Regions from separate parts of the Homo sapiens genome. Here region 2 is linked to region 1. Evidence: chromatin contacts called from ENCODE Hi-C or POLR2A ChIA-PET data. All regions are on one chromosome and are shown on one strand. The core of a region is the stretch at or near the end of the contact, and the rest is flanking DNA. Distances in the headings are between cores, read along the strand shown.

Region 1 (3,522 bases), core at 502-3,001:
ATCTCTAAAACTGGGGGTACGGGGGAGGGCTATCTATCAGGGGTGTTGTAAACATTAGCAATGCTGTGCCTAGATCACCTAAACTTAGCATTCAATAACTCTTAGTAATTATTATGGTTTTAAGTACAATACAAATTTTTATTTAAAACTAAATTCTTTAGTATCATAAGCATAGCATTCGAGTTAAAAAACAAACTGCAATCTCAGTCTGCAAACAAGTCCAGAAAAGATTTATTTAAAAAGTCTGAAATTCAGCATTCCACCTCTGTAGTGGTTGGGCACCATATTTTGTACCAAGCACAGCTCATAAATATTCTATCACGGAGGTTGACACACAGGAATGCACCGCAAGATACAAATGCTGCAGTTTGTTCTTCTAGAAGTCTCTTTTAAATGCCTTGCCTGTTGTGCAGAGGGCTCAGGAGTGTCCTGGACTCACAGTCTCAAAGCTCCAGAGATGAACGTGTGGGTTTGTTTGGCTCTCTCCCCTTTCAGCCCTTGCAAATGGAGGCATGAACTAGAAGCAGCACTGTCTTTGTGCCCCCAAGAAAGCCCCACCCTGATTTTCACTAATCAATCACTGAGGCTGTTGATCTTTAGCACTGCTTTCTTTAATGTGTTTGTTATCTGTGAGGCTGGATGGGGCATTAGAATTTTCATCCTTCTGTTAGACGTCATATCTGCCCCGTTTATCCCATTATCATGGGATATTAATTACTTGAAAGATTGTGTTTCTTCTATTTCCTGGCCCACTGGGGTCTTTAGGGTTGGGGACACTGGGGAGCCCATGGATGCTAGCTGCTAGGCTGCTGTGGCTGTGCCGGCCATGGGACAGCATGGGGCAGCAAGTGTGGACAGTGATGCAGGGCCCTCCCTTTCTTTGTGCTGTACTGAAGCAATGGCTGTTGAGAATCTGCAGCTGGGAGGATTTCACTGACAGTTGCTGGGACAAACATTTATTGACCTCCTTCAGGAAGGTCAATTCCTGGCACAGGCTCCCCTTCTTCTACGCCTTTTACCCATGCTATCTCTTCAGCCTTGGAATATCCATCTCCTTTTCTGTGCTTATTAAAATCCTACTTATCGTTTAAAATCCAAGTCGGATGCTGTCACCTCCTTGTAGATGGAGGGTCCCTCCTTGTGCTCCTTTGGGCACCATATGCTTCTTGAGTGTGGAAGCACCCATATTGTATGCAGCTTCAAAATAAGGGTCTAGTCTGTGCCTGAGCTGTAGAGACTTCTTTGTCTGGAGTCTTCCCCTTCTACCAAATCCCCTTCCACTGGGTTTTTTTTTAGTCTTTAGCTCTAAACTGAGCAATGATTTAATCCAGGAGGCCTTTCTTGATGCCAGACAAATGAGACCACTCTCCTCTGTGCTACCTCATCAGAGCACTTCTCATCATTTTCACCAATTGTCTGTTCAATTGTCTTTCCTCCCTGCTGGAAAGTCAGCTATGGGGAAGACAGAAAGCCTGCTTGTTTTGTTTACTGCTGTATTCTTAGTACCTAATCTCCCTCCAGGCCTGTAGTAAGTGCTCAGTAAATACTGAATGAATGAATGAATGAATGAGAGCATCTGGATTCAGGTCTCAGTGCTGCCCCTTATTATCTGTGTGACCTCAGAAAAGTCAATCTCCTAGATCCCTCCCAGCTCTGACATTCTGCTATTAATATTTTGCTACCTCTTTTACCCGGTATCTACAGCTCATGTCCTGGCCCACCCAGCATGAGTCATGCCTCAAGAACCTCAGGCACTCGCTCACTCCAAGGATTTTCCATTCTTTGGAGAACCTTTCACTCTTCAAATATTGTCTTTCTGATGTGGTCCTTGGCAGCGTCATAGATCTCTCCAGCTCACGCAGGTCGGGTCCCTTGATGGGATCAGGCTAGGTCAGCGTAGATGCCTTATCTACTCACTCTGTTCCTGGAAGTCTGGGCTTTGTGCATTCCCATAAAGGGCCCCAGAAGAGGGTGGGATCTGAGCCCGTGATGGACCATGCTGTATGTTGGTGCAGCCCAAGGGGAGGGAAAGCTGTGACTCAGTGTTTGTAAAATGTTAGCTTGTGGAGTGAGTAAGACCAGACCAAGGCTGACTGTTTTGGGAAGTGGTGAGTTGGGTTAATTGAAATTGGAGCCCAAAAGCCAAGGTCAATTCCTGCCATGGTGGCTCTCACTTCCTAGCTGTGCCCTATTACCATGTAATTTAATCTCTCCAAACCCCAGTTTCTTTATCTGTGAAATGGCTACATTAACACCCAGCCTACTCACCCCCTAGCAAGATTTAGAAGTGCTGGAGGGCACATATTTTCATATGGGTGCATATTGAATACATACTATATGACACAAACTTCATATCTGTTATTTAATCGAATTCTCAGAACAGCCCTGCATGGTTGACAGTTCAGATAAGATTCTGGCCTCAGCTCTGGGTTTCAATACAGCAATGTTTCCCCAGTTGTGTGTTGGATCACACCTTTCCGCTGGGCACGCTCTTTCCCACCCGAGGTTAGGAAATATAGGTTTTTGTGGTCAAACATGTTTGTTTAATCCTACATTGGGACCCACTGGTGTACAGTAATTAGGATTTAAAGGGAAAAGATCTAGCCACCCCAGAACTCTCAGTCTTATGCTCAGCAGCCTGGAGTTGGGCTCCCCAGTGTTTCAGTTGTTAGGCAGGGCAGCCATCCCCTGCAGACAGGGCTCCGTCTGTGATGCCTGGGAAGGGGCATCACCAGTTGGGGTCTTTGACTCAACTTCAGTGTCATGAAGGATTTCTGCATTTACATTTTGTTTTGAAATTGTGCGGGAGGCGGGTGGGATCTGGCAAGATGGCCGAATAAGAACAGTTCCGGTCTGCAGCTCCCAGTGAGAACAACATAGAAGGCAGGAAATGTCTGCATTTCCAAGTGAGGTACCCAGCTCATCTCACTGTGACTGGTTAGACAGTGGGTGCAGCCCATGGAGGGCGAGCCAAAGCAGGGTGGGGCATCGCCTCACATGGGAAGTGCAAGGGGTCAGGGAATTCCCTCCCCTAGCCAAGGGAAGCTGTGAGGGACTGTGCCATGAGAGATGGTGCTATCCGGCCCAGATACTACACTTTTCCCACAGTTTTTGCAACCCACAGACCAGGAGATTCCCTCGGGTGCCTACACCACCAGGGCCCTGGGTTTCAAGCACAAAACTGGGCAGCCAATTGGGCAGACACTGAGCTAGCCGCAGGAGATTTTTTTTTCATAGCCCAGTGGCACCTGGAATCCCAGCGAGACAGAACCGTTCACTCCCTTGGAAAGGGGGCTGAAGCCAGGGAACCAAGCGGTCATGCTCAGGGGGTTCCACCCCCATGGAGCCCAGCAAGCTAAGATCCACTGGCTTGAAATTCTCACTGCCAGCACGGCAGTCTGAAGTTGACCTGTGACACTAGAGCTTGGTGGGGGTAGAGGCGTCTGCCATCACTGAGGCTTGAGTAGTCAGTTTTCCCCTCACAGTGTAAACAAAGACACTGGGAAGTTTGGACTGGGTGGA
Region 2 (3,775 bases), core at 645-3,144, 37 kb after region 1:
TTTATGCCTTTTTGCACAAAGTGAGGGCATGCAAAGGCCTCTTGAGCTTCTGTTCTTCACCCAAATCTGTGGGAAGGACAGTGAGGCCATGCCATTTGTTAGGCAGATTTCATAATATTTTCCTCAGATGATGATTTGGTGACGTAAGGATATTTTGGTCCCACTGAGAAGAAGCTAGGGATCTCACTGGGCTTGTGGATTAGACAAGCAGGGGCCAGATTTTTTTCAGGTTGTAAAGAGATTTGCCCTGGTTTTAATATAAGTGAAATGGTCTTTTTGAGGTGGACATGGTGAAGGAATCTTGATGGAGCTTGGAGCTCATAAAACCCAAGTTTGCTTTTATATTCCTCAGGGTAGAAGTCAGATGGATAAAACAGACATTGAGTGCCTACCGTAGATCAGGGTATCTGGTAAGAGCCAGAGAAATAGAGGTAACTGACTTTCTTTCAGGAACACGTAGTCTAGTAGTGAGAGCTTCCTGGGTAAGAGAGAGGATTGTTTACTTGTCTAAGTGTTAACAACAAAGAGAAGTATACGGTACTACGAGAGTAAGTTATTAGGCCTATGACAATCAGGGAAGGCTCCATGGAGATGGTGATATTTGATATGGACCTTGAAGCACAATACAAGCTTTCCAGGTAGAAAAGCGTGAAGAAGTTTCTTTGTGAAGGAAATAGCACAGGAGCATAAAGCAGTCTGGGATTATTGAGAACATAACGTGTATGGGGATAAGGTTGGAAAATTATGTTGGGGCCCAGACCTGAGAGCTTTGAATACTGGGATGAGAAATTTGGCCTTTTCTTTTTTTTTTCTGATGGCTGTATGGGATTGTGGAAGAGTTTTAAGCAATGTTGTGGCAGAGTCAGTGTGGAAGATGGAAGGGAGGTGTTCAGACTAGAGAACTGGAGACTGGGGAGGAGACAGAGGCAGTATTTCAGGTAAGGAAGGATTGGCACACAGTGCTAATATTCCTCTTTCTTATATCATGCATTTCCTTAACATTTGGTTCCATCTGCTCTGTGCTTACATTGGGGTTTGTATTCATTTAACAAAATTTAGTGAGCCTCTACTATGTATGGGGCACTTGTGAGGTACCAAGGATATGCAGATGAATAAGACATAGTTGAGTTAGAGTCCTCAATGAGCTTAAATTGAGAGGAGATATAGATAGACTGAAAGACAATTTCTACACAACCCTTTACGTACTAGCACAGAAGAAATAACAGGGGAATATGGGGGCTTATAAGAGGTACTTAACACAGTATAAAATGGGGCCAGTCAGGGTGGGCTTCCTGGAGGAAAAGAAGCCTGAGTTGACTTTGAAAGGCAGGCCAGAGTTACCTAAAGCCATAGTTTCCAAAGTGTGGCCCCTAGACCATTAGCACCAGCATCACCTGGGAAATTGCGAGAAATGTAAATTCTTGGGACCCATTGCAGACCTAGTGAATCAGAAACTCTGAGTATGGGGAAACAGCAATCTATATTTAACCAGTTTTTCCATGTACCCTTAAGTTTCAGAGCCTCTGATCCAAACAAGGAGGGAGGAAGTTGCTCCAGGCCAAGGGAGCAGGTATGCAAAGGTGTGGAAGTGCAGGTGGCCAGGTGGGAGCACGTTTGGTGGCTGCAGTGGAGGCTCACTGAGTGGATGTGCCACAGGCAGAGCCGGGGAGTCTGGCTGGGACAGAGCGCAAGGGCCCTAAATATCAGGAAAGAAATGTGGATTTTATCCTGTAGGGAATGTGGAGTCACAGAAGGGTTTTGTAAAGGAGATTGCATGCTTCTGGGAAGAATGGAAATCATCTCCTTCATTCAAGGACTGTGCTCTAGATCAAGGAAGGCAAACAGACTTGTTTCTTGTGCCAACTCTGACCCATTGGTAACAGCTGCCCAACTGCTGTGTCGAGAAGGATCCTGAAGTTAAGTCAGATCTAGGAGAAACAGGTTTGTGACTAATTAGCCAAGTTTGCCAAGGACATGGGAGTTAGGGAGATGAGGGGTGTGGTGGCTCATGTGCTATATATTATATTTGAGTTGTTCCTGCCAGATAATTGAAACAAAAACAAAAACACATGTTCTCCAGTGCTTATTTGTATTCAGGAAACCCAGCCTTGCTTTTAGTCAATACCAGCTAGAGTCAATTCTAAATTATATAAAATGGAGTCATTTGAAGGACATGGAGTCCTCTCCTCATCACAGCTCCTACAATGTAAACCTCTCCAATCACTTGGGACAATGACTGACATTCTCACCTTCTTTAGGGTAGGGCATCTAAGGCCCTGGCAGATGAAGATGCTACGAAAGAAGAGGAATCAACTCATCATTAAGGCATCATGAGTCAAAGGCGTCAGCTACATGCAAGGCCCAGCTCTTAGGAGGGGAAGAGCATACACAGCTCAGTAAGAAATTGCAATAGTGAAAACTATTGGTTAGAAAACTATCTTTTCTATCCAAGTAGCCCTCATGGCCCAGGGGACTGAATGGGTACCAGCTGAGAGGCCTGGAGCACAGCCTAAAGCAGCCCTCCTGTGGTGCAAAGTGGATTGGAAGGCTTGCATTTGATCCCTAAAATTCATGCAATCTTAAAATTCCATTCCATAATATGCAACAGCTGGCTTTATTTTCATGTGGCTATTCTTGACATCAAATACTATTTACATGGCTTGCCAGTATGTGAAAAGGATGCCCCAGGTAGATGCCCAGTGTTTATCTTGTACCTTTGCACCGGCGCTCCCCAAGGACGACACTGCATACTAGAGGATTTGTGTGCTCCAGGTGGGAAGGAATGATGATGGGCACTGAGCAAAGCGGAGCCCATTCAACCCGCCTTTGAATTGGTAGTCCATTACCGCCTAGCTGTGTGACTTTGGGTAAATTACCTCATCTCTCTGAGTTTGGTTTCCTTACATGTAAACAGGAGAAAATAGAGAATGGGAAGAAATAAAATTAATAAAAGTGTGAAACAGAGTGTGGCACATGTTAGACCCTTAATACGTTTTAGTTAAACCCTCCCATCAAGGAACCCGAGTCACATTTACCACAGTATGAATTAATTAGTCCTAACACAGAATGGGGCCTGGGGAGAATGGGACTGATGAAATGTAAATTTGGAGTTTTGGATAATCTCTGCCATTCCTCCTCACTGTGAATTTCTGGGATAGTGCTGTGAGAACATGAAAAAAGGAGGAATTATGGATGGTTCCATGACGATGGCATTGGAGCTGGATCTCACAGCGTAGGTAGATTTTTAACAGATTTCTGACTGGATCATAAACTGTGAAAAATGAAACCTTAAGACTGGACAGGCAGATTCAGGTCGGAACCTGGAGGGCCTAGTCTGCATTAAGAAGTAGTTTTTATTCAGTTTGCCATAGGCAGCCATTGAGGACTTCTGAGTAAGAGCAATGGAGTGACATGATGAGAACTGTGCTTGAGAAAGCTCATTAGGATATAAACCTCCCAAGGACAGGGGTTTTCCCCTCTGTGTGGGTCCTATCATATCCCCTGTTCCTACAATAGTATCTGGAGCAAAGTAGGTAACTAATAACTAATTTTTGAATGAATGAATGAATGATTGAATCCCTCTGATAGCAGACATTTGGGATGTATTGGAGAGGACACTGCTAGAGGTGGGAAGACCAGTTCAGAGGCTGTGGCAGCCCTCTAGGATCAGGCCACGAGTGCTGGTCTGGGCGGTTGGCAGTGGGGATGGGGTGTAGGTACAGTGGCTTGGAGACTCTGGGAACATCACTCTTCTGCTCTCTGCACCTCTCTTAGA

Evidence for each region. A loop is a pair of places that touch in the nucleus more often than their neighbours do. ChIA-PET counts read pairs that join two places held with the same protein, here RNA polymerase II (POLR2A).
Region 2: a map of PC-9 shows a loop between it and region 1 (4-fold over the local background). The contact joins two enhancer-like sites. A Hi-C loop is called at or near these places in 3 of 168 maps with a recorded cell type or tissue (HCT116, PC-3 and PC-9). POLR2A ChIA-PET finds 5 or more read pairs at or near these places in 1 of 52 experiments (HepG2).

The regions. Positions count from the first base shown.
Region 1 is chr1:55,427,445-55,430,966 of GRCh38, forward strand. No RefSeq gene overlaps it. Among named protein-coding and RNA genes, the nearest start is that of MIR4422, 200 kb to the left of the region's middle. RefSeq lists an enhancer at 1,248-2,447. Within about 2 kb of position 1,752, at least 13 of the 41 ENCODE cell types and tissues checked have a DNase peak (open chromatin) inside an H3K27ac peak, as active enhancers do.
Region 2 is chr1:55,464,642-55,468,416 of GRCh38, forward strand. No RefSeq gene overlaps it. Among named protein-coding and RNA genes, the nearest start is that of MIR4422, 240 kb to the left of the region's middle. Within about 2 kb of position 1,895, at least 2 of the 41 ENCODE cell types and tissues checked have a DNase peak (open chromatin) inside an H3K27ac peak, as active enhancers do.